2 separate regions of the Mus musculus genome follow, and region 2 is linked to region 1. A link is a loop called in an ENCODE intact Hi-C map of the cell type or tissue named here. Cell type or tissue: gastrocnemius. All regions are shown on one strand. Links, peaks and the distances in the headings refer to the core of each region. The heading gives the core; the rest is flanking DNA.

What was found. Hi-C counts contacts between places; a loop is a spot of excess contacts. Peaks named below come from ENCODE experiments on the same cell type or tissue, not always from the same donor. Only the 100,000 strongest peaks of a DNase experiment are listed, where the experiment ranks them.
Region 2: a loop joins it to region 1, with 7 times the contacts of the local background. A loop is called at or near these places in 17 of 42 quality-filtered maps.

What each region holds. Positions count from the first base shown.
Region 1 is chr8:25,566,328-25,581,691 of GRCm38, forward strand. Fgfr1 (fibroblast growth factor receptor 1) reads left to right here. Exons shown (of 18, transcript NM_010206.3): 9 at 384-586; 10 at 1,861-2,006; 11 at 3,312-3,433; 12 at 3,814-3,924; 13 at 4,383-4,573; 14 at 6,011-6,133; 15 at 6,392-6,462; 16 at 6,796-6,933; 17 at 7,219-7,324; 18 at 7,418-9,391. The coding sequence ends at 7,594. It overlaps Letm2 (leucine zipper-EF-hand containing transmembrane protein 2), which reads right to left. Exons shown (of 11, transcript NM_001364069.1): 8 at 15,346-15,364; 9 at 13,989-14,081; 10 at 13,393-13,467; 11 at 12,163-12,477. The coding sequence ends at 12,415. Among named protein-coding and RNA genes, the nearest start is that of Gm16159, 18 kb to the left of the region's middle. In gastrocnemius, for the core only: CTCF peaks have their summits at 8,987 (motif pointing left) and 9,873 (motif pointing right); DNase peaks (open chromatin) are centred at 7,486, 8,643, 8,959 and 9,908; H3K27ac peaks cover 844 bases.
Region 2 is chr8:25,618,821-25,634,184 of GRCm38, forward strand. It overlaps Gm24992 (a small nucleolar RNA gene), which reads left to right and starts at 13,130; the gene lies at 13,130-13,259. It also overlaps a transcript of Nsd3 not described here. In gastrocnemius, for the core only: no CTCF peak of the experiment used is centred there; a DNase peak (open chromatin) is centred at 8,620.

The sequences.
Region 1 (15,364 bases), core at 4,848-12,847:
TCATTAGAGTCCCACTCTGTCATGTGCTTTGAGGACTATCTGGTCTCTAGGGCATAGCAGCCTGTTTCCATATGATATGTGTGTGCAACATATATGCAGGGTCTTTGGTGCCCTTCCAGTCCAGTGATCAACTATGCAAGTTGGCTCTGGAGTTAGTGAGTGAGTGTTGGGCTTGTTTTGCAGGATAGTCTAGGTTGTATGTACCCTCTATGGGGTTTGAGTTTAAGGATGTTTAAGGATACTTCAGAGGTCCCAAGGTCCTTTGATGCCAGGATCCCAGGGGAGAGGGGCAGGTGCTGGGTTTCTCATGGGGCACACCTCTCGTGAGTGAAGCTTCCCCCCAGCCCCCATGACCTGCTGACACACTGTCCACACTGACCCAGCCCTGGAAGAGAGACCAGCTGTGATGACCTCACCGCTCTACCTGGAGATCATTATCTACTGCACCGGGGCCTTCCTGATCTCCTGCATGTTGGGCTCTGTCATCATCTATAAGATGAAGAGCGGCACCAAGAAGAGCGACTTCCATAGCCAGATGGCTGTGCACAAGCTGGCCAAGAGCATCCCTCTGCGCAGACAGGTAACAGAAAGTAGATGGGGGATTTGCAGGCTCACCACTGTCTTGCCGCCTCCTCTTCCTGGGCCTCTGGGGCCCGCTCCCTTTCCTACCCTCCTGGTTGGCTCCTCATCTCCCACTTTGGACTTCGCTCCAACTTCTGGACCAGACACATTGGAATGTTATAAACCAACTCTGGCTCTATGCCTGTCCACCCTGTACCCCAGCCACAAAGACCTCCCTCTGTCACCTGAGACATGGTGGGAGGAAACGGGTTGGAAGGTGCAGGCGTGTGAAAGATTAATCCTTCCTCAGAAGAGGGCTGACCCAGAAAGGTGCCTTTAGGGACTAGGAATCCGTAAACCCGAGGTGGAGCGTTTTTTGCAGAGTGGTGGGGACAAGAAAAGAGCCGTTAGTTCTGTTAGAAAACAGGAAGCTCACCGAGGTCTGTTTGGTGTGCTCAGTGATCAGGTGAGTAAGATGGAACCCAGAAAGACTTTTTGTTTGTTTGTCTTTTAATTTTTTTTAGGACAAGGTTTCTCTGTGTAGCCCTGGTTGTCCTGGAACTGACTTTATAGACCAGGCTGGCCTTGAACTCAGAGATTGCCTGCCTCAGGGCCCCCCACCCCCACCCCACCCCCCACCCCCGCCAGCACTGGGACTAAAGGTGTGTGTGCGTGCACCACCAAGCACCTGGCTATGGAAGGACTTTTTTTTTTTTTTTTAAAAAAAAAAACTTTTATTTATTTTTAAAGATTTATTTATTTATTTTATGTATATGAGTACACTGCAGCTGTACAGATAGTTGTGAGCCTTTGTGTGGTTGTTGGGAATTGAATTTAGGACCTCTGCTTCCTCCGGTCAGCCCCACTTGCTCTGGTCAGCCCCGCTCATTCAGGCCCAAAGATTTATTTTTTATTATTATACATAAGTACACTGTAGCTGTATTTAGACACACTAGAAGAGGGTGTCAGATCTCATTATGGGTGGTTGTGAGCCACCATGTGGTTGCTGGGAATTGAACTCAGTACCTCTGGCAGAGCAGTCAGTGCTCTTACCCACTGAGCCATCATCTTGCCAGCCCTGGAAGGACGTTTTGATGGTAGAAATTCCTCAGTCAGAGCTTCTGCCCTTATGGGGTTGGTTGGTTGGTTTGTTTGTTTGTTTTTTTTTTTTTCCGCCACACTGTTAGGTATGGAAATAAGTCTGTCCAGTGGTTAAAAAACCAAGCTGGGGGTTTGGGAGGAGTTGGCTACCACTTCACCCTCTCCTTGCTAGAAGGGTGACCCCACTCTTCCTTACAGGTGTCAGCTGACTCCAGTGCATCCATGAACTCTGGGGTTCTCCTGGTTCGGCCCTCACGGCTCTCCTCCAGCGGGACCCCCATGCTGGCTGGAGTCTCCGAATATGAGCTCCCTGAGGATCCCCGCTGGGAGCTGCCACGAGACAGGTAATATTGCTGTAGTTTTCCATTGCGGATCCCAGTTTCGAGAAATATTAAAATGAACCGCCAAGTTCCTGCGCCAGCAACTCTTCGCCCCCACCTCCGCTGCCTCCATAGCTAAGCTCCATGTAGCGTCCGATCGCAGTCTTCCCTTCCCAGCTCTGGTTCACTGCCTCAGTGCCTGCCACCCGTGCCCTCTCAGCCATAATCCCGCTGTGGTCGGTGGTCCCATCTTTCAGTAACCCAGTAAAGCAAAACTCTAGAATTAACAAGGCAGATTTATATATCAATAAATTTTCAGTTCACAAGATGCCCACACAATCATTTCAGAACCAACTGGTAAGTGATACAAGCTGCCCACCTAGATCAGACAAGTTATCCCAATTATTCTGTCCCTATATGATATTTATAACTACCTGTTGCTATTTGAAACCACGCGGGATCAGGATCTTCTTCCTGTCTGCCCGCCTCCATCTTGGCTTCTCCTCCCCCTCTTCTGAGTGGCTCTCTGTCTCTGCAACTCTTCGCTCTGCCCCCCTTTTTTCTGTCCAGCAGGCTTCCTGCTGCACTAATATTTTAATGTAATTGGGCAGAGAAAATCCTGCCACAGTCACCCTACACCGCCCCCCCAGGCTTTTGTTCTGGCCGTTCTGTAATTTTCCACCGCAGACCCCTCTTGCAAGAAATATTAAAATGAACTGCCAAGTTCCCATGTTGTTGTGTATGCTAAGGCCTTCTAGGCAGTGAAAGTACATGAGATGTCTTTAGAAATAGCTTCGCTATTTCCTGCTCTTGGCTGAGTGGTGTACCAGGAGAAACAGGGTTGAGCTGTCCTATAAAAGCTTGCTCTGGGGGGCTGGAGAGATGGCTCAGCAGGTTAAGAGCACTGACTGCTCTTCCCAAGAGGTCCTGAGTTCAATTCCCAGCAACCACATGGTGGCTCACAACCGATGCCCTCCCCTGGTGCATCTGAAGACAGCTATAGTGTACTTATATACATAAAAAAAAATATTAAAAAAAAAAAATCTTCCGGGTGATGGTACCACACACCTTTGATCCCAGCACTCAGGAGGCAGAAGCAGGCATGTCTGTCTACCCTGCATTCAGGAGCAGAGGCAGAGGTAGGCAGATCAGATCTCTTAAGTTCAAGGCCAGTCTGATCTACAGAGCAAGTTCCGGGACAGCCAGGGCTACCCAGAGTAACCCTGTCTTAATAAATGGAGTTTGGGGATGTTGATCTTTACCAGCCCTGACTGTCATCGCACGTTTGTCCTGTCCTAACTGTCACTCACTGTTTATCCCCCACTCAAGACTGGTCTTAGGCAAACCACTTGGCGAGGGCTGCTTCGGGCAGGTGGTGTTGGCTGAGGCCATCGGGCTGGATAAGGACAAACCCAACCGTGTGACCAAAGTGGCCGTGAAGATGTTGAAGTGTGAGTGGAACTCCTGTGTCCTGTAGAGTCGTCTCTTTCCTTTCTAAGCAAAGTGGGGTCTGGGCCTAGTCGAAAACATCCTATGATGCAGTCACGGCTCACACTGTCACTACCGGAGCCGAGGAGGATGTAGCAATATACGTGTTTAAATCTCACCTTGCTTCTTAATGTTGTCCTGGGCCCAGGTGGTCCTCTTAGTCCCACAAACGGGCTGATTTTTCTTGCAGTGTCTCCAGCTACCCTCAGTACTACATGGTAGTAGTGGCTCCTGGGAGGGAAGTGGGAGGAAAGAAGGGAGTCCTGGAGAAAAGGGGGCTCCTCCGGGATCCGCTTCCCCCACCCCACCTCACCTCACCCCGCTCTCTGGTTTGCATGGGAAGCCGACGCAACGGAGAAGGACCTGTCGGATCTGATCTCGGAGATGGAGATGATGAAAATGATTGGGAAGCACAAGAATATCATCAACCTTCTGGGAGCGTGCACACAGGATGGTAGGCGGCTCCTGGGGCAGCTCTGGCCTCTGGGCATCGGCTGAGAAACTGCCTTGCCAGGGGGGTTGATGCGTTGCTCAGGAGCTGGGCCAGCCTGATTGGCATTCATTTAAGGTTACTTACCAACACCCAGATTCACAGTGTGAAAGGGACAGTAATGTTAATAGAGTCTACATTAGGGCACCTACCCTCAGCTTCGCTTGGGAACTTTCTGGCCTATACTGGGAGGGAGTCTTCTTTTGGATACTTCGGGAAGAATGGTTTTACCTGTTCCCTTCTGGAGGCGGCAGGGAAACATTTACACCGGGCATGGGAGACAGTGGACTATGGCATCAGGAGGAGGGGCCTCCATTAGGCGCAGCTCCCCTCCCTGACCTATTGCCTGACCTGTGGTGTCTCTCTCTCTCTCTCTCTCTCTCTCTCTCTCTCTCTCTCTCTCTCTCTCTCTCTGCTCTCAGGTCCTCTTTATGTCATTGTGGAGTACGCCTCCAAAGGCAATCTCCGGGAGTATCTACAGGCCCGGAGGCCTCCTGGGCTGGAGTACTGCTATAACCCCAGCCACAACCCCGAGGAACAGCTGTCTTCCAAAGATCTGGTATCCTGTGCCTATCAGGTGGCTCGGGGCATGGAGTATCTTGCCTCTAAGAAGGTGTGGAGACTGAATGCATCCTTCCCCGCAAGAGGCAGGGTGGGACTTTATCCAGTTAGCACTCCAACTTGTGGCTATATCGTCCACACCGGCCTTGATTCATGGTCCTTCTGCCTCAGTCTCTCTGGTGCTGGGATGTTAACACGGGCTACTATATCTGTCCCCAGCTTACACCTGTTAATCTTTAGAGCTGTGGGTGCATGGAGCTTGGCCCCTTGTGTTGTGTTAGGTTTTCAGAGTTAGGAGAGCCTTGTGGTCTTGGGATCAGATTGAATTAGGTTTGAGTCTATGTAACCATTTTCTGCGTAGACTCGGGCAGATAGGCCTGAAATTTATAATTATTCTGCTTTGGTCTCTCAAGGGCTGGGATTATAGATTATAGGCATGTGCCACTGAACCCAGCCTTGTATTTCTTTTTTCTTTTTTTTTTTTTTTTTTGGTTTTTTGAGACAGGGTTTCTCTGTAGCCCTGGCTGTCCTGGAACTCACTCTGTGGACCAGGCTGGCCTCGAACTCAGAAATTCGCCTGCCTCTGCCTCCCAAGTACTGGGATTAAAGGCGTGCACCACCACGCCTGGCTCAGCCTTGTATTTCTTTTTCTTCAATTTTAATTTTAATTTTTTAAAAGATGCATTTATTTGCTCAGTGGCGGTGGTGCAGCCTTTAATCCTAGCACTCAAGGGGCAGAGGCCAATCTCTTCAGTTTGAGGCCAAGCTGGTCTACAGAGCAAATTCTAGGACAGTCAAAACTAACAGAGAAACCTTGTCTCGAAAAGCTGAAAAAAATATTTATTGATGTATTTTATGTATATAAGTGCTCTACTTTCATGTACATCTACATGACGAGAGGCCTCAGATCCTGTTATAGATGGTTGTGAGCCACCACATGGGTGCCGGGAATTGAACTCAGGACCTCTGGAAGAGCCTCCAGACCACTCTCTTCTCTCCAGCCCCCATATTTCTTCAGATACAAAATAAGAGTACTTATTTCTACATAGTAGAATTATTGTGACGATAAAATTAACTATGTCTGTGAAAATTCTGAGCACGGCTTCAGTGCTTGAGCAGGCGTGCCCGGCCAGGGAGGGCGACGCTCAACCCACACACCTCACAGACCTATCATGGGCCCAGGTGGTCTGCTTTGGAGGTACGAATCTAAAAGCTAGAGGTTAGGATCAAGAAAAAAAGGCATAAAGGCAGGCTTGTTACAGTGACTGAGAAGGCTACAGTTGGAGGTGTCTGGAATTAAAGAATATTTGGGAGGGGTCGTCGAGAGGATCTGGGAAAATCTAGAGGGTATAGAGGTGTGAAGGCAGAAGACCCTCAAGGTAACACGGTCCCGCTGCCCGCTGTGGCAGTAAGTACTGGAGTAGAGGGGACTGGATGGGTAAGTGACAGTTCAGGGCTGTCATCTCCTCTGGTCTCCACCTCTCTGCAGTGTATACACCGAGACCTGGCTGCTAGGAACGTCCTGGTGACCGAGGATAACGTAATGAAGATCGCAGACTTTGGCTTAGCTCGAGACATTCATCATATCGACTACTACAAGAAAACCACCAACGTAAGTTTCTTGCTTGGCGCGGCGTGGGGCTCCACACCACTAGACTCGTGCCCACTTCGATCCTGCTTCGATGTCTTTGCTGTATTCGTGTGGGGTTGAGTGGTCTAACATAAAAGGGCTTGTAGGATGGGCTGTGGACTCGTGTCCCATGCCCTGGCTCCCACCTCCTTGTCAACTCACTGCCTGCGCCGTCATCTTCCGTTCACCCCGTGAGTCCTCTGTGTCATCCCGCCTATACACATCTGCTGCTGCTTGCAGGGCCGGCTGCCTGTGAAGTGGATGGCCCCTGAGGCGTTGTTTGACCGGATCTACACACACCAGAGCGATGTGTGAGTTTGAAATACACAGTTGCCTGGGATATGCAGGAGAAAGAATTCTAAGGGCCCTGCATGCTAAACTGGTGGGAATCTTATTCCATCACTGGGGCAGGGGTAGCATTGTCTTGTCCCATGAACAGTGTGCTTCCGGCTTCCTTGCATAGTATAGTCTCTTGCTGCCCTCTTGTCTCCTGTGCTCTGCCCCCCTGAACTTAAGGTCCCTGAAGAGGTGAGAAAGGTTCAAGATGCACACCTACTACTCTTAACTTCTTGAGGACTTGGGAAGGAACTCCTAGGGCAGCCTGACTCTGTGCTAAGCCACCGTGGAACCGTGTTCCCCTGTAGGTGGTCTTTTGGAGTGCTCTTGTGGGAGATCTTCACTCTGGGTGGCTCCCCATACCCCGGTGTGCCTGTGGAGGAACTTTTCAAGCTGCTGAAGGAGGGTCATCGAATGGACAAGCCCAGTAACTGTACCAATGAGCTGTAAGCATAGGCTAGAGGGGAAGGATGGGGGGTTAGTAGTCGGCACTGTTTGGATCCACCACTGGCAAGCTGGGTTGGATGTTGGGACAGCTTCCTCAGGTGATGGTGGCTTATTCGAGGTTCCTGAGGTCTCAAGCCTGGCTCTGAAGGAAGCAGGAGCATGGTGGGCAGGGGTTGAAAGGTCTCTTTGGGAGAAGTGGCCTCCCTGTCCATCCCTCCCCAAGCCCTCTGGTCCAGCTCTGCCCTGGTCCTTCCTCTCTCTCTAACCTCACCATCCTGCTTCAGGTACATGATGATGCGGGACTGCTGGCATGCAGTGCCCTCTCAGAGACCTACGTTCAAGCAGTTGGTGGAAGACCTGGACCGCATTGTGGCCTTGACCTCCAACCAGGTAGGGCTGTCCCCCGGGGTTGGAACTTGGGCCTCTGTCACATAGGCTCCTGGGAAGGTTTGGGTGCCACCCACCGATCCCTTTCTGTCACAGGAGTATCTGGACCTGTCCATACCGCTGGACCAGTACTCACCCAGCTTTCCCGACACACGGAGCTCCACCTGCTCCTCAGGGGAGGACTCTGTCTTCTCTCATGAGCCGTTACCTGAGGAGCCCTGTCTGCCTCGACACCCCACCCAGCTTGCCAACAGTGGACTCAAACGGCGCTGACTACCAACCCTGTCCCCAGTTTTCTCCCATTCCGTCGTCACCCGTGCCCCTCACCCACAATCCCCTTGTTGGACACACTGCCTTTCTCCTCCTCCTTTGCCGCTGGCAAGAGCCAGTGCCTGACTGAGGCCTTCCTGTGTTGTGGCCTTCCCCCTCCATCACCCCCAAGACCCCTCTTCTCCCTCTTCTTAGCCTGCTGTGTGAGAGAGGAGCCAAGAGGCAGGTGCTTGCCGACGGCCGCATCCTCCTTCCCAGGTGTTGGACCAAGACCCGCCCCGCTGCCTGGCACTGCTTGGAGGTGTGCAGAGCGGAAGCAAGTGGAGCATCCGGGGCATTCCTGTTGACCCATCAGCCCCTTCTGTTCTGGCGGCAGGGGCCTTGGGGCTCCTGGAAGCCGTGAGGTTTCTGTTTAGGCCTTAACCGAAGGCAACCTCTGCTCCAGATGGATGGTACCAGTAGCTTCTTAATTCCAATACTAATTTGCTTTGCTGACCAAATACCTGCCTGGTACCAGAAGACAGGGAGGCAGAGACTGGGAGCCGTGATGTGCCCTTGGGCTGAGCCCTAGACTTGGGGCTCTGTACATAGCTATGAAGAAAAACACAAAGTGTATAAATCTTGAGTATATATTTACATGTCTTTTTAAAAAGGGTCGTTACTAGAGATTTACCCATGGGGGAGACGCCCAGGGTAGCATCCGTTGCTATATATTAAAAACAAACGAACAGAAAGAAAAAAAAAAGGAAAATGTTTTTTAAAAGGTCATATATTTTTTTGCTACTTTTGCTGTTTTATTTTTTTAAATTATGTTTTAAACCTATTTTCAGTTTAGGTTTCCCTCAATAAAAAATTGCTGCTGCTTCATTTTTATCCTGGGCGTGTGAAAAGAGAGCAGGTGTCCAGCGCAGAGGAGGGAGACAGGGGGTAAAGGGCCATGAGCTGGTCTTCCCCCTGCCCCCCATGACCTCTGTCTCCTGGATTGTGCCCCAGACCTCCCAGCCAAGCCTTCTATCTCCCGATGCATTGGGAACAGCAGGAGAAGACTGAGGTCCTGAGGGCAGAGAGCCAAGCTCGCACACTTGATTGTTTCCTCGGAGGAGAGAGTGAGAGGATGAGGTTAGCCAGAGGGTAGAACTGGACAGAAACCCAAACCCTAGACCCTGTACATTCAGATGTCTTGTCTATCTTCCCCAACCTACTCCTCATATTCCTCTCCTGTAAATATCCTCCCCTTCCCTGTTGGTCTCTGTTACCCAGTTGGGTCTGTCCCTGAGCTTGGCTTCCTATAGTTTTTCCTTCACAAACTCCACCCATCCCTCAGGAAACAGAAAACGATCTCTTTGGTTGGGGTCAACTTGGCAACTCAATTCTGCCACCTGCTGGTTGCTTTGGTACCTTGGTCTCTTATTCAAACCCACACCACTCAAGCCTTAGAGGGTTTGTTTTTGTTTTTTGTTTGTTTGTTTGGTTGGTTGGTTGGTCTTTTTTTTCTGGGTCTGCTGAATACAAACCTGTTCAGTATGATTTCATCTGTAGGGGTTAGGGCTGCTTCTTTAAATGCAGTTTTGGCAGCTGTGGTTTGGGTCATTGTCATAAGAGTTCTTATCGTTGTTTCTCTCTGTACACATGTAACTGTCAAAATATTATGAATGGTTTTTATGCTGAAAGAAGACATCATTTGGCAAAGAGGGCTAGGGAATGAATTTAGCACAAACTCATTTTCTTGGAGACCGTGTATCATAGTGGTTTTTTTTTTTTTTCTTTCTCTTGTTAAAACTGAACATTATTTCTGCCTCAGGTCTACTTGACTCACTGCTGTGTGGATGGAAGGAGAACACAGAAAGGGCTTAGTGTGACTCAAGGAGAGGAGCTAGGAACTGGAAGGAACTGAAGTCCCCTCTGTTACTATTCAGATTGCCCGCAGACGGCCCCTGGGACAGGGGTGGCTATCAAATAGAAAGTAGTGACATTGACATGAAGGGAAATGAAATGGCTATTTCACTTAGAGGACCAGATTAGGTCTCGTGGGAGGGGGAACCCAGCTTACAGAATGAAGATGTTACTGTCAGAGCACAGCATCTGTCTGGTTTCCTGGGGGTTAAAATATGGCCCAGGCATCAATCAATACTGCTTCCCCATCTTTTCTAATTGCCATAGGCTAAAGGCCATCAGTCCCCTGGCTCTGTTAATGTAATGTATCGATTTCAGGTAAGTAAGATTGAACATAGATGAAGTAAGAAATCGGCCTTAATGGTAATGAACTCTGTTTATCAACTGCCACTGGGTGGAGCCAGCAAGCTAAAATATCCTCCTACACACAGACAGTGTTAGGTTATACTGTCAGAGCCACTGTCCTCTGAAGTAACAGACCTACCTGCAAGCGGGAACTTTTGGCCTGGATATAGCATTGTCAGACTCTGGACATGACCAATATGTCTTGTACAGAATTGGACATGGCACAAGTGCAGGGCCATACTATTAAGTAGCAGCAACAACTATTACAATTCTGTGTAGAATGTGTGCTGTGTCTAATGTCGCTACAGGCGCATGTTAGAGCTTAAAACTGTACCCAATGAGCTTGTTAGCAGCTGTTAGCAGCTGGTAGAGCTTGGTTCCACCACATATGCAGGAAATAGCTGGGAGGGAGAATGGAGGGCTTTGAAGCAACATGGCATGTAGAAACCAAGAAGGGAGTAGACCAGCAAGAACCCTGAAGTTGGCTGGTCCTGGTAGTGAATGCCTGTAATCCCAGACTCAGAAGGCAGAGACCGGTAGATCTTGAGTTCAGGGACAACTTGGTCTACATCGTGAGTTCAGGGCCTGCTGAAGATGCACAGTGAGACTCTTGTCTAAAAGGAAATTAAACGAACCAGAACACACTGAAGTTATGAAGGACTCTGGAACTGGTTCCCTCTTGTTTGACACACAGCAGCATTCAGAATCTTTACTGCCTGCTGGGTACGTGCATGTCCTGGTGCACAGAAGCAATGCATTCAATTGCCGTGCTGTCGGAGGTTCCAGTGGTGTGCTGAAACTGGCTCTCTAAAGGAAAGTATGTGTGTCAGCCTGGGGTTATGGCCTAGTAACCCAAATTTTGAAAACAAAAGGTGATGGTCTTTAATCCTGAACTCAGGGGGCAGAAGCCAGTGGATCTCTTAAATTCAAGGCCAGCCTGGTCTATATATTGAGTTCTAGGTCAACCAAGATTGCATGGTGATACCCTGTCTCCAAAAAAGTAAAATGGGGGATGGGAGTGGGGTGGGTCGGGGCACAGGTGGAGTCCTCAATGGCCAGACTCCATGACTTAACTACTTCCATTTGCTCATTGAGAAGGCCAGAAGGAATCCACGTGCATCAGGGAGATGAGAGGATTAAGCCAGTTAAGTAGCTAATCCCTTTCCCATATTACACATCTATAGTATGCACTAAGTTTAAAAACCCACCACTTCCAGACGGAAGTTGTATTGTGAGATACCTTAGATTAGAGCAATGGCAGCTTCCCAGAGTGGTGTATGAACACAGCCTACAGAAGTCAGTTGATTAGCACACTGGGTGGGACTGGTCCTCCATGACTAGGGAGCATTTTGAGGAGGTACATGCTCTGGGCTGGGGTGTAGTCCAGTTGCTTGAATGATGATTAAGGAGTTCATTGGCTATGTGGTAGTGGCACACACCTATAATCCCAGCACTCCTGAGTTCAAGGCCTGGGAAGTGGGTGGAGATGTCTGTGTCTTGTTTGTTTCGAGATAGGGTCTCACTGTGTAGCTCTGGCTGTCCTGGAACTCACTCTGTAGACCAGCCTGGACTCCCAACTCACAAAGAGCCACCGGCCTCTCCTTCCAGAGTGCTTGAATTAAAGGTACGTGCCACCACGGTCTGGCATATAAGTGTTTTGTTTATATATGTGTGTGTGTGTGTGTGCACCATGAATGGTACCTGTGAAGTTCAGAAGAGGTTGCTGGATTCTGTAGAACTGGAGTTAGAAATTGGTCGTGGCGACCATGTGGGTGCTGGGAACCAGACACTGACCCTCTGCAGGATTTAGTGGTCTTCTGACGGGACAGTCCCTCCAGCATCACTATCTGTTTAACTTCTCTAAGAAGTTGTGCTTTCCTGGGAAGCACGTCCGTCCTGGTCCTCGGGCACGGTACTGTTCTACTGAGGAGTCCCTCTACAAAGGCCGGCCAGGTGCTCTTAAAGGTGGTTTGGGGAGTCTCCATGTTCTGGCTAACAATTCCAAGCCACAGGAGGCAGAGAGAGGTATTTAAGGTGCCAAGCTGACTCCATTGTGAAATATATTTCCTCTTAAAAGGTCCACATCCAATTGGGCCTGGTAACATAAAGTCTACATAATCCTAGCTACTTGGGAGATGCGGTGAGGGAGGCTGAAAATTCAAGGCTAGCCTGGGCAATTCCGATCTTACCTTGCCATTTACAAAAGTGAAAGAAAGGGCAGGGGAATACATACAGCTCAATGCCAGTGCTTGCCTAGAAACCACAGCCCCACCCCCACCCCTGCTCAGTCCCCTCCCCAAGTTCACACAAACAGGAAGCCATTCGAACACAACTTGGTGGGAGTGTCTTTATGCAACGTTTAGTAAGATGACAAAATTATACAGTAGAGATGGACTGTAATTAAGCTTCTCTAAATGGCCTGAACTTGGTGTCACTGCTTGCATCTCTGGGATGGTCACAAGGCCTCCAACGACTTAATGGCTGATCCTTTATCTCAAGCCAGACAGTCTTAGCTGGAATTCCTTTGTGGACGCCACTGCTGAGCGGAGTGACTGAAGAGAGGGAGCGCCACCTTCAAGGGATCCTTAGGCTCCTTTGGAATCAGCCTTGCTGTTCTGTGAGGTCTCCTGGGACTTGGCCTGGAGGATCTGGATATAAAACAACACTTTAGGCTTTGGTCACAAACAGTTTAAATTCTGCAAGCATCTACTTTGAGCTTCTTAATCAAACTAATGGCCACAAGCCAGGCTCAGTGTGTGTGTGTGTGTGTGCACGTGTGTGTGTGCACGTGTGTGTGTGTGCATGTGTGTGTGTGCGTGCATGTGTGTTGAGCCTGTAATCCCTGTCGAGGCTGGTGAGGAAGTAGAACTGGCCTGAGTTCCAGGAAAGCTTGAACTACATTCAGAGTGAACGTGCTCCACCTTCCCCAAAGGAAAGCAACGAGACAGGGGCCACAGACTCAGACCTGTACGACTGCTTTGGTAATAAAGATGGAGATACAAACAAGCATGGAATCCCTTTCTGAGTGCCAGCCCAGCCACAGGATCACAGATGAGCCTACGGTGGACCTGTCACACACAGTTCATCTGTCCCCAGCCACCCACCCCCCCCCCCCAGTGACCTTCCTACTGTTTGCTTGTGCTTTCTCACCTCCCCCAAATTACTTGGCCCAAATGGGAGAAGTGGGCACAGAAATGTCCTATTTACGTGTCTTTTTCTGAAACTTTAATTGCTTTCCTGCTTGTATTTCCTGACATCAGAAGCCCATGTAAACTAGATAACATGTGGGAACTATTTGCATTTAACACATAAAACTAAGGATCTGCCTATAGTGTAATTAGCTCTAGACTTCCATGCTTGGGTTGCTCCAGCAGGGTGCGGACTTTCCCCCTCTACTTCGGGACAGTTGAGGGGAAGAGGTAGCGGCCATAAGATCGCTCGAGTCCAGCCTGCATTCCTGTCTGGATAGCAGCAAGACTCTTGTAGTGTTCTGTGGTATGCATGATGCTGTGGCCCCAGTGCCCTTCCAGATACCTGGGGAGAGGTTCCTCTAGACTACTTACTGCTTCTTTGGAAATAGTTGCTGCTGGTGCTATGAGTGATGACGGTACTGGGGGCAGTTGTATAAATTCTTCATCCTTAAACATTAGAACTGAGAAATTAGTGATTTAAGCCAGTGCATACCAGGATCTACCACGGATACCAGGAACTTGTAACAACTATATTATGTAGGGTTTGAAAGGCAAAAATCTGAAAATTACATGTAATCAAATGTTGACTTAAAACATTTCTGGCAGTAACTGGAGATGGAAGCTGTGGTTTCACATTTTCCACAAGCCCATTACCAGTGAGCTACACACCCAGTCCAATATGCTGAGCTTTTTACGAATCAGATTAAGCAGTGCTATTGATGTTCTTTATTACCAGGTGGTACTGCATTGGATACAATGAGTTCTGTTCCACTGGGAGGATAAGACATGCAGAGAAATGGCTGGGGGTGTGCTCCTGTCATCTCAATCCTTGAGAGGCTGAGGCAAGGGGTCCTGGAGCCTGAAACCAGCCTGAGCTACACCATCATCTCGTTTGGAGGAAAAGAAAATTAAGTCTGATCATTTTTTTTTTCAGTTTAATCATGTAGAAAGAAAGTGAAATAACTAACCTTCGTTCCCTTCAGCTGAGGTGCAGAGTCTGTGAGGTTCTCCTTTGACTCGGGGGGTGGAGGTGTCGGTATTCCAAGGTTTGGCTTTGGAGTCTGGGGACACATTATGCAAGTATAAATAGTCAGGCCCAGAAGCATGGACAAGAATATGTGCCTTCCTCTGTCTAGCGGTATGCATGTGGGGTTGAGAGGGTGTGTGTGTGTGTGTGTGTGTGTGTGTGTGTGCGCGCGCGTGCGTGCGCGCGCGCGCGTATACATGCATGCAAATGCATGCATTTGCGAGAGGTATGTGTATGGGCAGGGTCTCACTATGTAGGTCTAGATGGCCTAGAGCTGACCTCTGCTGGGATTAAAGGTGTGTGCCTGACTATATCTTCCTCTATTTTTATTGTTTTGAGATGAATTTCAATGTGAAGGTTGGCCTGGAACTCACTATATAGACCAGACCAGTCTTGAATTTGTAGAGATCCCACCTGCCTCTACCTCCCAAGTGCTGGGATCAAAGGCATTTACCACTACGCCTACTAGACTTTCTTGAGTTACATGGAATATGTTCCTGTAAGTTAGTATTTGAATACTGAACTCCCTATATACAAAAGTTGCATAGTATTTATATTTTAGGATTTAAAATATGTAGTTCTAGGATACTGAGCACTACATAGTAAGACTCTGTCCTCAAACAAACAAACAAACAAACAAACAAACACAGGTAGAGTAGCCCATGCCTTTAATCCTAGCATCCAGGAGGTAAAGTCAAGAGGATCTCTGTGAGTTCAAGACCAGCTTGGTTTACATAGTGGGCTCTAGGCTAATTAAGGATTCATAGTGAGATACAAACCAAATAAAGAAAACCTAGAACCACAAAACAATTTGGCAAGTCTGGTGTTGCTCCCAGTCATAAACAAAGCCGCCAGTGGTGGAGCATACCTTAATCCCAGCATTGGTGAGGCAGGGGCTGGCAGGTCTCTGAGTTCAAGGCCAGCCTGGGCTACAGAGCAAGTTCCAGGATAGCCAGGGCTACACGGAGAAATTCTGTTTTGAAAAGCCAACCAACCAACCAACCAACCAAAAACAAAAAACAAACCAAAAACTACAGGTTAAAAAAAAAATTAATGAGTTGAAAAAAGAAAAAAGTTAACATTCTAAGTTATTCCTTATTTGCTTTGACATTTATATACATATGAACAATTGGACTTGGAAAGAAAAGGAGCCATTAGCTTAAAAAGATACAAGTAATAAGGAGTACTAAAAGCCAGCTAACCCAGATTCCCAAAGCAGTGCCTGCTCTGACCGGAAGACATTGGTGGAGAGGCCTGTGCTGGTGGCATCCAGGCTCTGTCTGCATCCATGCACTTACCTCTATATTCGGTGGAAGT
Region 2 (15,364 bases), core at 4,490-12,489, 52 kb after region 1:
TAATAAATAAATCTTTAAAAAAAAGTCATTTTTCTTTTTTTGGGGGGGGGTCACTTTACTAGAGGTCAAGATTCTAATATTTTTATGAGTGATAATATTATGACAGTTTCTGGTAATCTCATTAATAGTGACTCAAAGTTGTATATACAGATATAGAAGATAGAACTTCATAATGTACTCAGTATGAATTGTAGCACACTCTCAGAAGTTCATATATGCTTGTAGTTATTAGATGCATGATAGAGAACATCAGGTTATGTAAGATTATATAAGTAGTTAATATTTCTTTAAAAGGCTTTTTAGTCAGGGACTCTTAGATGACATATATACTGTGTGTTTTCAGCATTTTTTTTTTTTTTACATTTATTTATGTGTATGTGCGTGCTGTTGTACATGAGTAGAGCTCGGAGGCTAGCCTTTGGTAGTTGATTGTCTCTTCCATGTGGCTTCTAGGGACTGAGCGCAGTCATCAGGGTTGGTGGAGAGCACCTGTTTTCAGCAGTCAGTAAAAGCCTTCTGATTTTATTATTTTTTAAAATTTACTTATTTATTTTTATGTACATTTTGGTGTTTTGCCTACACATATGTGTATGGGAGGGAATCAGATCCACTGGCACTTGAGCTGTAGACAGTCATGAACCACCATGTGGGCGCTAGGAATTGAGGTTACCTGGGTTCTCTGAACTCCTGAGCCATCTCTCCAGTCCCCCCCACCCCACCCCACCCCACCCCGAATTTTATCTTTTTAGTGAAAGTATAACCAGCTAAAATAAGATTGCATATTACAGTTACTGGAAGGTTGAAAAGCCTGGGGTAAGCCTTAGTTGTTTTCCTAGCGACCTGAGTCCTGCTGCTGGGCTTTGTGCTGAGCATGAGAGAACGCTGCAGATGCTGTCTGAGCTTCTTCACAAGTCCTTTTAGAAAGAAAGTAAATCTCCCCAGGCACGGTGGTGCATGCCTTTAGTTCCATACTCAGGAGGCAGGGCCAGGAGAACTCTGTGAGCTTAAAGCCAGCCTGATATAGTGAGTTCTAGGACAGCCAAAGCTGCGTAGTGAGACCCTGTCTCAAACAAACAACAAAAAGCAAACCTGGTACTGGCTCAATTGGTAAAGTGTTTGCCACACAAATGTGGAGCCTTGAGTTTGGATTTTCGGTACCGACATAAAAAACCAAGACCAAGATATAGCAGTTTCACCTGTGACTCTGAAACTGGGGAGTAGACAGGTGGGATTCCTTGGAGCTCATTGGCCAGCCAGGCTCAATGAGAGACCCTGTCTCAAAAGATAAAAGGTAGAGTAATATAGGAAGGCGTCTAGTCTCTGCAGGCATGTGCACATAGCAAACCAGTAACATCAGTTGTGATTCATGTTACAAGCATCTAGTGGCATATCGGTAACACACTTAATGGTAATAAGATATTTTAATGGTTAATCCAGCCCTGTGTCCCTTTAGTGTTTTTCTATCAGAATTAATTTATTGGCACTGTGCCAGATGCTGCAGTTAGCTGTGGATCTTCACTCCAGTGTTCCTAAACACACTTCATTCTCCCCTTAGCTTCTGGTACCTACCCTTCCATCCCCAGTTGTGTGGTGCGTTTTCATTAAATGCATCTCGTTTGATTTCACAGCATTTCAAGAAAAAACATTTCAAAAGCCAATTTGGTATTTATAATACTGAGGAGCTCTGAAAATTCTTCATTGAAGTTTTTTGAAGTGCTATCTACTGTCAGCTTTCAGAGAACCGTTTGGCTCTTCTCAGCCTGGACGTGTGTGATATCCCACATTTCACTGTCTTAGCCTGGATATTTACTGCCAGGAGGGACTGAGTCTGTCTTGTTTATCTTTTATCTCTAGTGCTCAGGACTTGACATAATGCAGGCACTCCACAGGAAGCGCTGCTCTCATCAGGACTGCTCTGGGAGCTCTGCCCCCAGTGTTCCCTGTATTGACTTCTCCCGAATAGTGTAGGCTCTAGGATTATGGGACCTTGTCTGAGTCTTCACCTCTCTACTGTTAGACTTAGCTCAGTGTCTAATAGTAAACACTTGCGCTATTAGAGAAATCTGAATAGATTGGGGCTGGGAGGGGTTGCTGGGTTGTAACATTTGGTTTCTTTCCCGTTACAGTAGTAACAGAATGGGAAGGAAGGTGGAGCTGGCATGAGTCTTCCCTGGACCTTCTCAGACTAGAAAGGGTAATTGACAGCAGTGGGTGCTCAGAATTATGGAGTCAAGTATTCTAGTGTTCTTTCTTGTGTAGATATTTGAGATCATGCTTACTTTACACACAAAAACATAGACACACACACACCTCTTTCCTATACTATTTAGTGTTGTGATGGAATGTAAATGTAGAATGCTCTGTTAGTGGAGGAGGACTTGACCTGGCTTAGAGCACATGTGATATGGCATTTTAAGGCCACTTGGAGTGTATTAACACCTGAATGGAATCATAAGACTGAGTGGTGGCTGAGAGAGAAAAGGTAACATGGTGGAGGGCAAATGGGACCCTGCAGGTCTCTGACTACATAGGCTGGTGCCACAGTATCAGGGGCTTCAGCTTTTTTGATTTGTTCTGAGGCATACAAAGGCTTATTAAGGTTAAATCCTGCTCTGTTTGTTTGTTTATTGAGATATGTGTATTTTGCCTGCATGTATGTATGTGTGCAGTATGTATGCCTTGTATGCACAGAGGCCAGAAGAGGGTATTTGATCCCTTGAAACAGGAGCTATGGTTGTAAGCTACCATGTGGATACTGGGAGCCCAACTATAGGCCTTTGCAAGAGCGACAAATGCTCTTAACCTCTGAGCCACATCTTTCCCGCCTAAGTTACATTTTTCCCCGTGTGGTAAAATACTATGACCAAAGGTAACTTATGGAGGTGTTTATTTTGGCTTAGTTCCAGAGGGCAAGCTGTCCCTGATGGTTGGGGAAGCATGGAGAGAAAACTGGGAAGCTGGTTGATGACATATCCCAGACAGGAAACAGAGAGAGCAAGCAGGAAGTGCGGCGAGGCTTTAATCCTCAGAGCCCTCTCTCTAGCAGTGCTCTCTACCCTGAGGTGCTACTGTACCCTCCTCTGATGCCACCAACTGGGGGCCAGTGTTGAAATACAAGAGCCTTGGGGGAACATTTCTTAGTCAAGCCACACATGTCTTTTTGCTTACTGTTTATGCTGTAAAGCATGGTCAGAGATGGATAATGCTGGAAATAGCACCATGAGTTAGGAAACATGTTCTGGTTAAGGTAAGGACTCTTCCAGCATAAGCAGTGAGTGAGTGGGAGGCAGTGGACAGACTTGGGAGAGCGAGCAGGAGGCACAGCCTGCGTTGACTGCAGCTTATCTTCTCACCTGTGGCCCTCACTGTCACACTCTAGTGAAAACTCAGACTGACTCAAGTACTTATTTGTCTTACATTGTCTTTGGGTTTTGTTTCTTTGAGACAGTATCTTACTATGTAATGCTGGCTGGCCTGAACTATCTGTGTAGACCACCATGTTCCTTTGACCTTGATCCTCAGCCTCCAGAAAGTGCTGTGATCATATGTAGCTGTCTCCAGACGCACCAGAAGAAGGCACTGGATCCCATCACACACGATTGTGAGCCACCATGTGGTTGCTGGGAATTGAACTCAGGTCCTCTGGAAAAGCAGTGTGTGCTTTTAACCATTGAGCCATCTATCTCCAGCTCCCAACAGAGGTTCTTACTAATGCCTAGAGAATGAAAAGCAGTCTGTTAGTATTCAAGCTCAGGAGGCAGAGGGAGGTGGATGTTTATGGGTTCAAGACCAGCTTGGTCTACATAGAGAGTTCAAGCCAGTCAGGCCACATAGTGAGACCCTATCCAACAAAACAAAGAGACAATGAAAATCAGAAAGAGGGAATCTTTTGCTCTTCCTAAATATTCTTGTTTTACCTTTTACAAGATTTTAAATTTTATTTTATTATTTTATGTGTATTTTGCCTGCTTGTGCATCTAGGTACCACATGAGTGTTGGGTGTCCAAGAAAGTAGTGAGCCACCATGTGGGTGATGGGAATCAAACCTGGGTCTTTCACATCACATGCTCTTATCACCTAGCCACCTCTTCAGCCTTTGTTTTACCTTTTATAATAGCTCTGTAGTCTACATGGTGTATCATTTATCTGTATGATGAGATGTCACCATTTATTCATTCATTCATTCATTCATTCATTCATTGAGATAGGGCCTCTCTGTGTAGCCTTGGCCATCCTAGAGCTTCTTGTGTAGACAAGGCTGGCCTCAAACTCACAGCTATCCTCCTGCCTCTGCCCCCTGAGTGCTGGAATTAACTGTGTGCCACTATGGCCAGTTCAGTGCTGCCTGTCTTCATCTACATGGTGAACAGTTGTTTCCACATCTTTCTTACCTGGCTGTCCCTTGCTCTGCTATGCTGCCTCAGTCCTGTTACTTGTACACAGGCAGACTCTGTGACTGTGTTCAGATATCGTTTTGTTCTAGCCCTTTCTGCTACTTCACCTTTTAATTACTGGACCTCAACGATAAATGTAAGAGATTTTGTTTTCAGCACATTTACCATGTACATTGAAACCAGCAATTCTTTGGATGGATAATATAAATTTTATTGTGAAATATACATACTTAATTTTTTAAAAGAAAAATGTGTCTAGTTGTGGGAGGTTTTTTGAGACATAATTCATGCTTATTAAAACTCATGCTTTTAAATTTTTAATTAATTTTTATTTTAGACAGGGTCTCACTATATAGCTGTAGTTAGCCTGGAACTCGTTATGTAGACCAGGCTGGCTTTGAACTCACAGAAGTCTTCTTATCTGCCTCTCCAGTCTCTCACAGAACAGACATCATCTTCTAAAGCATGCACTGTCATACCTGGCTAAAACTTCTCTTTCAAAGTGTACAGTGGGGTGACTTTTAGTATATTTACAGGCTGTACAACCATCATTTCTATATCTAGAGCATCAGTCAGGAGGCTCCAATTATTACACGTAAAATAAAAACTTAAAAAAAAAAACCTCTCTCAAAGTCTGAGGCCTAGTGCTGTGGTAGTCCAGCTATCTGAGACTGAGCTAGGGGGAGAGCTTGTGCTAGGATCAGGAAATCCTAGTTAGTTGGAACTTCACTAACTAGACATGATTTACATCTTTGAAAAGTGAGTAAAGTCACATGAAAATGTGAAGTGAATAACTTACAGGAATTCGTTCTCTCCTCTCCCCCAACCTGGATGGAACTCAGGTCAGGCTCGGCAGAGGACACCGTTATTGTCTGAGCCATCTTTCCAACCCAGCTCTTATTTTTGTTAATTTTTAATTGTTTATTTTTTGAAGATTTATTTATTTATTTTCTGTATATGAGTACACTGTAGCTGTACAGATGGTTGTGAGCCTTCATGTGGTTGTTGGGAATTGAATTTTTAGGACTTCCGCTCACTTCGGTCGGCCCTGCTTTCTCAGTTCCTGCTCTGTCCGGCCCAAAGATTTATTTATTACATATAAGTACACTGTAGCTGTCTTCAGACGTGCCAGAAAAGGGCATCTCATTATGGGTGGTTGTGAGCCACCATGTGGTTGCTGGGATTTGAACTCAGAACCTTCCAGAAGAGCAGTCAGTGCTCTTAACCCACTGAGCCATCTCTCCAGCCCCAGTTATTTATTTTTTTAAGCCAGTAGGTTTTGCACTTAAACTCAGAAATTAGTCATCAGCTTAGTTGGTTTTTTTGTTTTTTTTTGAAAGGCTACCTTGGAAAGTACCTTTAGTGAAGATCCACAGATAAGGCTACTAATACAGAATGTTAGTTCTCTTAGGAAAAGGCTGTAGTGCCTTTGTGGGATAATACTGTTTTATTACAATGATTGCTAGAAAGCCATTCAGGGAAAGTTTCCTATAAGTCAAAGCCTTTAATTTTCATTTAGCCTCAACCAAAATGATAGGCACTCGTTCATTCTCCCCTTCTTCCCTCCTCTCTGTCTCTCTCTGTCTTGTCTCATTGTGTGGCCCTGGCTGTCCTGGAACTCACTATGTAGACCAGACTGGTCCGGAACTCACAGAGATCCACCTTCCTCCTCCCAAGTGCTGGGATAAAAGTCTGTGCTACTAACTCTGGCTTGGTAGAAGTTCCTTTCAAACCATAAACTTTGATATCTCAAAATGTCTCAAAAAGCCACAGGAGCCGGGTGTGGTGGCACACGCCTTTAATCCTAGCACTCGGGAGGCAGAGGCAGGCGGATTTCTGAGTTCGAGGCCAGCCTGGTCTACAAAGTGAGTTCCAGGACAGCCAGGGCTATACAGAGAAACCCTGTCTCGGGGGGGGGGGGGGGGGAAAGCCACAGGAAAACTTAAAGATTACAAAGTGTCTGGAAAGAGAGAGTGCTGTTAGATAAAGGTTTAAATGCGTGTTTGCATTACCACAGGGTTCACACATTGAGAGAAAATGCCCAAGTTGTAATCAGAAACCAGATACTTGTACCCAGAGTTTTGTATATGCATATATAAAACGTCACTGAAAACAGTTCATTTTGTTTCTTGGCAAAATAGTAAATCTTATAATCTAGTGTTTGCTCTCTTGGGGCAGAATGATCAACAGACAAATAGAACAGCCACTGCCACTCGAAAATTTGTAGTTACCACAAAACATTTTCAAGGAGGATCTATTCTGTTTGAAAGATTGGTCTTCTACTGAAGTTACTGTGCCAAATTCCGGTATTGCCTTTCATCTCTGGGAAATAGATGAGATGCTTATCAATTCTAGCTGCTTTTTGTGAAGGTAAACATTATTATTCATTTCCTTCTTGGTGCTGCGGAGGTGTGGTCAGGTTCTTAGAATCCTGTGGGGTTTTATTATTTATTCTAAGAGCTCCATCACCATTTATAGCTTAATGGTAACACGTTAAACTCTGAGTAGAAACAACCTACAAGAGCCTCGAAGTGGGGGCTGAGGCAGGGGATCTAACAGAACTAAAAACCAAAAGACCATATGAGTTACAGAAGAAGAAGGTTAGCTTTTGGTGTAATTTGGACCGGTAGAACTTGACTTTCCCTTCTGTTGTTATTTATTAGCTGCTGGGTGGCTTCTAGTTTTAAAATAGGTATAAAGCAAAATAGCACACTTCCATTGTCCTAAACGCAGGTTTGTTACATTACCAAGTTAATTTTAAATTATGAAATCAAAGTGGGCAATACAAAAGTAGTGTATTACTGCTACTACTACTGCTACTACTCTCCTACTACAGGCTTTTCAAGACAGTTTCTCTGTGAAACCCTGGCTTCCCTGAAACACGTTCTGTAGACCAGGCTGGCCTTGAACTCAGAGATCTGCCAGCCTCTGCCTTACCCCCAACCCCTAGTGGTGGGATGAAAGGCCAGTGTCACTACACCTACCTTCAACATTTGTAATTTAGAGTTCTGGATTCACACTAATCATATCTGTACAGAGATTGAACACAGAACCCCAAAAGGATGGTAGCTCTGTGTACTTCAAAGATTTCACACGGTTTGTTTTTTAAAGGTGACTGTCCATTCTTTCAAGGCTAGATGTCGTCGGTTCAGTTGCTTTTTATTTTTGCCATAGTGGTGGCCAAATACTAAGATTGCCTGGTTTCTGAGGATCAGCGTAGTAGGTTCAATTCCATAAGCTGCACACATTCCATTCTTGTTGCTGTGGAAAGACTTTAGGACTAGATTTATTATAAACCTGGAGAAATGCTCTGTGAAACAGTTCATATGAAAAACATCTTGAATTTTTGTTTTTCCTGATAAAATAAAGGGCCTGTTCTGAGTAGTGTAGAGAATGTGTTAGCATTGGATACTTTAGTCATTATAGTGAGGTTATTTTAAATACACTGGATTATATCTGCTGGAGTAGTTCTCATGTTCTTGCTGATTCCATTGACTGACTGTGGAAACTGTTGTGAGTTTCAGTTCTATAGTACTAATAACAGGGTTTTAAAGTAGATGCATTTATACGATGGTTTTTAAGATGGTTTTTTGGTTATATTAACTTCTCTCTATAAGCTTTTTTTTTTTTTTTTTAAGGTGGGAGTCACCCTTTTATGGTCCTATCTTTTTTTTTTTTTTAATATTTATTTATTTATTTTATGTAAGTACACTGTAGCTGTCCTCAGACACTCCAGAAGAGGGTGTCAGATCTCATTACGGATGGTTGTGAGCCACCATGTGGTTGCTGGGATTTGAACTCCTGACCTTCGGAAGAGCAGTCGGGTGTTCTTACCCACTGAGCCATCTCACCAGCCCTCTATAAGCTTTTTATACCATATTAGAGGACTTAAAATTTAGGGAACTTTGGTTAGACTAAAAGGAATATTGGTGGTGGCAAGGTAAGCAGCTGTCAATCAAATTCATGGAAAGGCCTTCAACAGCTCTTTTTTTAAATTTCTTTTTAGGTTTATTTATTTAATATATATGAATGTTTTATGTATGTATATGTATGTGCACCATGTATATGCCTGGTGCCCAACGAGGTCAGAAGAGGATTGTAGGATCTCATGGAACTGGAGGTGAGGATGGTCTCAAACTCTGCTCATGTAGCGAGCAGTCCCTGGTTCATTTTCCAGCATCCACATGGTTCAGTTCTTTCACTCTAGCTGCAGAGATCTGATGCCCTCTTCTGGCTGCTTTGAGCACTGCATACGTGTTGTACACAGACGCACATGCAAGCAAAGCATTCACACACATAAAAGTAAATAGTAAAAGTAAGAAAGGTCGGTGGCTAATAGTGTGTATTACTCTTCTAGAGGACCTGAGTTTGATTCTCAGGACACACATTAGATAGTTTACAGTTGCTTGGATCCTCTGGCCTCCTCAAGCACCTCTACCACACACACACACACACACACACACACACACACACACTTAAAAAATAAATATTTAATAAGTGTTAAATAAATATTTTTATGTTGTGTGTGTGGATGTTTGTCTGCATGTGTGTCTACTTACCACATGTGTGTCAGTCACTAGGAAGCCAGTCAGGATACTCTGGAAGAGTAGCCAGTGCTCTTAACCACCGAGTTACTTTTCCAGACCCCAAAATACACAAATCTTAAGAAAACAAAATTCACATAAATAGATAGTTCAGTGTTTCTTCTAAGAGGCATGCACAGGAACTCAGGAGAGTTGCTCAGACTAACTCTGTTCCTGTAGCTGTTTCTTTGGAGCACTGTCTGAACTCAAGGGGTGGGTAAAGTTAAGAGGAAAAGAGGTGTTTAGGGGGCTCACTGCATGTAGGAGCTTACATTAGTTAGGGCACAGAGGTGTCACCTGAGAACTGCAATCCTAGTGTTCCCCTGCTAGAGCAGAGAGCCTTCAGAGTAGCCAAGGAAGGGTAGGCCTTGCCTGGAGGGTCTGTCACCATATTCAGACCTTCTCTAGGTAGTGGGGAGCCTAAGAAGGACTTTGTCTACAAAGCAATATATTTAGGTTTACAAGCTAACATACTTAAGGATTAAGAAGTGGTTTGAAACAGAAATGGGTCAAGTATATGGCATCTTACGGGTACTTCTGATTCTGAAAGGTCTTAGTGGTGATCAGTAGAAAGACTTTTGAAGTGCAACCAAATATAAAGAGAAGAGGTTAACATTGAAATAAATGAGTATGTATATGATCTAGCATGTAAGTCAGTAAGGTAGAGTCCAGCAAATGTACACACTACCAAAGAAGATTGTCCATCCTGTTGGACAATCATTAGTTGTCTTAACTGTGCATTTAACATGTTAATGCTTAGTTGATACTTTTATCTTAAAGCTGTTCATTTAAAATACATAATATGGTTACTTTCTTTTTCTGTTTCTCTAGTTTGACTTTAGAATCTGATCCTCTTTCTTTCTGCTTCTTCTTCTTTTTCCCCTTCTTTTGTGAGACGGGGTCTCACTATTTAGTTCTGCTTGTCTTAGAACTTGCTATGTAGACCAAGCTGGCCTGGAACTCGGAGGGATCCACCTGTCTCTGCACCCTGAGTATTGAGATTAAACATGTGACCTACCATCCCTGGCTTGATATACTTTTTATTTTTTTTTTTATTTTTTTTTTATTTTTTTTTTTTAAAGATTTATTTATTATTATATGTAAGTACACTGTAGCTGTCTTCAGACACACCAGAAGAGGGAGTCAGATCTTGTTACAGATGGTTGTGAGCCACCATGTGGTTGCTGGGATTTGAACTCTGGACCTTCAGAAGAGCAGTCGGGTGCTCTTACCCACTGAGCCATCTCACCAGCCCCCAGATATACTTTTTAAAATTGTTACTCTTCCCATAAATAAATTGGGAGAAAAATAAGAGTTTACAACTTTTGTTGATAATTTTCAACCCTCCTTCCTCTCCCCTCTCCTCCCCTCCCTTCCTTTCTCTTTCCTTCTCTTCCTTTCTCCCCACCCCATCCCCTTTTCTCCCTACTGCTCTGAAACTGTATGGGCAGCTGTAACAGAAATCTAAAAAGCCTTTATCAAGTTTCTCTTTAATGCGAGTGCATGTATGTTTGTGTGCATGTGCATGTTTATTTGTTGTATGTGCATGTGAAGTCCAGAGGTCAATAATTAGTGTCATCCTCAATGACCCTCCCTCAAAAAAAAAAGAAACAGGGCGTCCCATAGAGCATGGGACTCATCAACTCGGCTAGGTTTTTGGGCCAGCAAGACCTTGGTGTCTCTCTGTGTTCTCCCTAGTGTGCCGCCATGCTTGGCTTCTCACATGGGTCTGTGGGCTCAGACTCAGGTCTCATGTTTGCCCAGCAAGCCCTTTACTGACTGAGCCATCTTTCCAGCACCTTGCCATCTTTCAAAAATACTACATTTATCTGTTTAAAAGTACAGATTACAGGGTTAGGGATGTAGGTCACTTAGTAGAGTACTTACTTAGCATACACAAAGCACAGGGTTGATACCCAGCTCAGCATAAAATTAGGGTATGGTGGGAGGTAGGAGGATTCAAAGTCTATGGTTTTTCTTGACTGTAGAGCATGTTTGAGGTCAGCCTGAGCTGTGTCAGACCCTATCTTAAAGGAAAATCTAGGTGAAGTGATGCAATTGTTTAGTCTCCCATGGAACTGTTAACTCTAGGAAGGGTGTGTGTTCGTGAGTGTGTGTGCGTGCGTGCGCTTGTGCATGTGTGCGCATGCGCGCGTGCAGTTTGTGGACTGCTTGATTTCTTCTTGTTTTTTGTTTTTTAATTCACATATTTATGAATTGGGAAATAAAATTGCTCTTAAAGAGCTGATGTTATTGAGCAAAATTTGTATTTGAAAACTTCACTGTTTTGGGGGGGATATGGTCTTGGCATTTCATTTGAAAAGTGTGGGTAATAGTATTTTTATAGAGAAATATTTGGGGTAGGACTTAAATAATGTAATGAATATAAAACATTTAGAGGAATATTGATTGATATAGAGTAAACTGCTAAACTGTTGGTGATATTAATTATTTCTTTTTTTTGTTTGTTTGGTTTATTGTTGTTTGAGACAAGGTTTCTCTAATAGCCCTGTGTGCCCTGGACTCCCTTTGTAGACCAGGCTGGCCTCAAACTCAGAGAGAGATCAACTTGTCTGTGCTTCCCAAGTGCTGGAATTAAAGGCATGTACCACCACGCTCAACTGATACTATTTTTTAAACATTTAAAAACATTTACTTTATGTGTCTAAATGTTTTGGCTGCATGTACATATGAAGACTACCTGTGTGCCTGGTGCCCATAGGGGTCAGAAGAAGTCATTGGATACCCTACATTAGAGTTACAGGTGGTTGATTATAAGTTACCATGTGGGTCTTGAAAAACAAATTGGAGTCCTCTGCAAAGAGCAACAAGTACTCTAAACCACTGAACTATCTCTCCAACCCTGGATTCATTAACTATTTATATCAATATTATTATTACTATTATTATGTTTAGTAGTTAAAAATTAAGATTTGTTTGCATGTATATACATATGCACATCTGTATACACAGACACACACATACACATAGAGCGTTGAGATCCAACCCATGGTGTTGTACGTACCAGGTGAGTACTCTACCACCAGGGTACAGCCCCATCCTAGGTGGACTGCCCTTATCTGGGTTTTATTTAGGTCACAAAGATGTCAGAATTTTAAGTCATCTCTACAGGGGGTTTGAATGCAGAGGGTGAGAAACTCCCTCGGTGCCCCAGCCTGCCTTTCCTGGTTTCAGCCCCCCCCCCCCCCTTCACATGCTTTCTTCCTCAGTGTCTTTTTTAACAACAGTGGCAATACAGTGCGATTTCTGGTCCCCTTCTGCTTACTTCTTTTGAATACAATATTGTACCAAGTAATAGCGAAGGGGTACTGAAGGCTAATTACACCAGGCACTGTTCTAAGTGTTGTGTGTGGATTAAGTGTTAATTTTTCCTGCAACCCTGAATAAGATAGGCAAACAGATTCTAGAAAAGGGAACTAAAGATAAACTAAACTAACGGCTTAGGGACATGGGGAAAGCAGTCTAAAATCCTAGGCCCAGAGCTGGCCTTCTAGCTGGGCAGCGAGCTCAACAGTGTGTGTCAGTCAACAAAAGAGACTGGGTCCTCTTTTGTGAGGTTCTAATCATGGCATCAATCCATATGTCTGCTGTGGGCTCGTCCATGTATAAAAACCACTATAGAGTAATATCCTGGGTATAGTGTGACAGGCTTCTAATCCCAACACAGGGAGGCAGAGGCAGGTGGATTTCAGTGAGTTATGTCCAGCCAGACCTACATAGTGTTACCCTGTCAAACCAAAATAAAACAAAACTGGTTCATGGGCTGCCAGGATGGCTCAGCAGGTAAAGGCACTTATTACCAAGCTTGACTTGAGTTTGATCCATGGGACCCACACAGTAGAAGGAGGGAGCCATCTCCTGAAAGTTGTCCTCTGACCTTCCATGTTTACATACAAAAGGAAATATAAAACTCAAAATATTTTCTTAATTTTTACTTTAAGAACTTTAAAACTTTTAGAAAGGAGGGCTGTGTATTGTGGCATCAGCCTTTAATTTCAGCACTCTGGAGGCAGAAGCAAGTAGATCTCTTGAGTTCAAGACTAACCTGATCTACATAATGTATTACTGGCCAACCAGGACTACACAGTGGGACCCTGCCTTGAATTGGGGGACGGGGACGGCAGGAGGAGTCTGCTGCCAGTTAAACTGAGCAGGTCCCTTTCTTGATGGGGCCTGGTATGCAGTGGCCACAAACAGCAGTGTCTTCGAAGAGCACGTTTGTTGCCTGAATGGGCTGCCCTGAGGGGTCCTGGGGACAGTCTCCTGGCGGCTGTTCCGGTATGTCTGATCTCAGTGCTGTCAGCCAGACAGCTCCAGACAGGTACGTGGGATGCCTTTGGGGAAGCCCCAGGCACAATGGCCAGGTCATTCTGTCCATCCATACCAAGCTGCAGAATAAGGAACATGTGATTAAGATCCTGGATAGAAGCAACATAAAGCTAGTTCCCTGGCTGCGGGGTCAAGTACAAACTCACTCATGGTGTCCTTTACAAGTGGCAGACTCCTAATCCCAGCACTCGGGAGGCAGAGGCAGGCAGATTTCTGAGTGCGAGGCCAGCCTGGTCTACAGAGTGAGTTCCAGGACAGCCAGGGCTACACAGAGAAACCCTGTCTCGAAAAACCAAGAAAAAAAAAGTGGCAGAGCCTGTACTCCTCAGTCATCTCCTGTGCTGTGTCCACCCCACCACGTCATGCTTAGCAGCGCACCTCCTATCCAGTCTGCCTTTCCTCAGGGCGAGGGATTCTCCTGTAAGTAGCTGCAGCTGGAGGTATAGATAGGGGAGTTATAGAGCATGTGTAAGGCCCTGTGTTCAACCCCAGCACCACAAACAAAATTACAAACCAAAAAGATTGTCTCCTAGAAATGACAAGCTGCAACCACAATAACACAGCAGTATGACTGCCTAAACAAGACCCAAACAATGCAGGTACTGACAGGCATGTTAACAGGAAGGGGAATTCTCAAAGGGCCCTACCTTAGAAACCACCTACAAGCAAGTACTGACTCTCAGAGGAGGAGAAGTAGTCTCTCCCACAGATGAACACCTACTGGGTTATCTAGTGCAACAACAACCAAACCAAACAAAATAAAAAACTCAAAACCTTGAAATCATGTACATGAAAGCAGCACAGTGGACTCAAAGATTGTCTGTCACCTATCTGTCCATCCATACATCCATGTATCATCTCCTTACCTGTTTCTATCTCTGTATGTCTATATAGATATTACCTACACATGCATGTATGTGTAGTTAGAGGTTTAGAGATCAGGAGGAAACAGTGGAATCAGTTTTTTCCTTCACCTTTCTGTGGATTCTGGGGGTCAAACTCAGGTTGTCAAGCGTACAGAGCTAGCACTTTTAATGGCCAAGCCATCTTACAGGCTCCATGTGTCATTTCTTTCTTAGATTTCTCTTCTTAGCCTTGGAAAAAATACTTCAGAGCTTTTTGCCGTGCTGGCTCATCACACTCTGAGCCATGGGTATCTCACTGTGGTCAATATTTGCTAGTAACTTGTTTAAAGTGGTAGCCGTTATGTATCTCTGGTGATTTGAATAAGATCCCCGCGCACCTCTCCCAACCCCCAGTAAGTCTTGCTACTTGGTTGTTGGAACTGTTTGGGAATGACAAGAAGGTGTGGCCGTATTGAAGGAGGCTTGTCACTGTGGTTGGGCTCTGAATTTTCAAAACTCTCCAAGCTACTCTTTCTGCCTGCTGCTTGTGGATCTAGTTAGGTCTCATCTGTTCCTGTTGCCATGTCTTTGCTCCACTATAATGGACTCTACCCTATGAGCCATCCAACCAGTTAAATGACATTTTTTTTTAATAAGTCATGGTGTTTGTCAAATAATAGAAAAGTAACTAAGGCAATCATCATTATATATATTTCTGTTTTCTATTTTATTTAAAAATAGAATAGTAATAGTAGTCTAGGATGACTTTGTTTATCTATCTATTTATTTATTTATTAAATATATGTGAGTACACTGTAGGTGTCTTCAGACACACCAGAAGAGGGAATCATATTCTATTACAGGTAGTTGTGAGCTACCATGTGTTTGCTGATAATTGAACTCAGGGCTTCTGGAAGAGCAGTTAGTTCTCTTAACCCCTGAGCCATCTCTCCAGCCCCCTAGGATGACTTTAAAACTATTGTTTCAGTTGAGAAACCTTTAGTGAGCCCCTTATGTCTTCGAGTAGTAAGAAATTGTTCCTAGTATAATCATGGTGGCACATACCTGGAGCTCTAGCATTTGGGAGGCTGAGGGCTGCACATACACACGAGTTGGAGACAAGCCTATATGTACAACAGTGTGAAGTTCACCTCTCTCAAGCACATAAAACAAACCTAGAACTAGTTCCTGA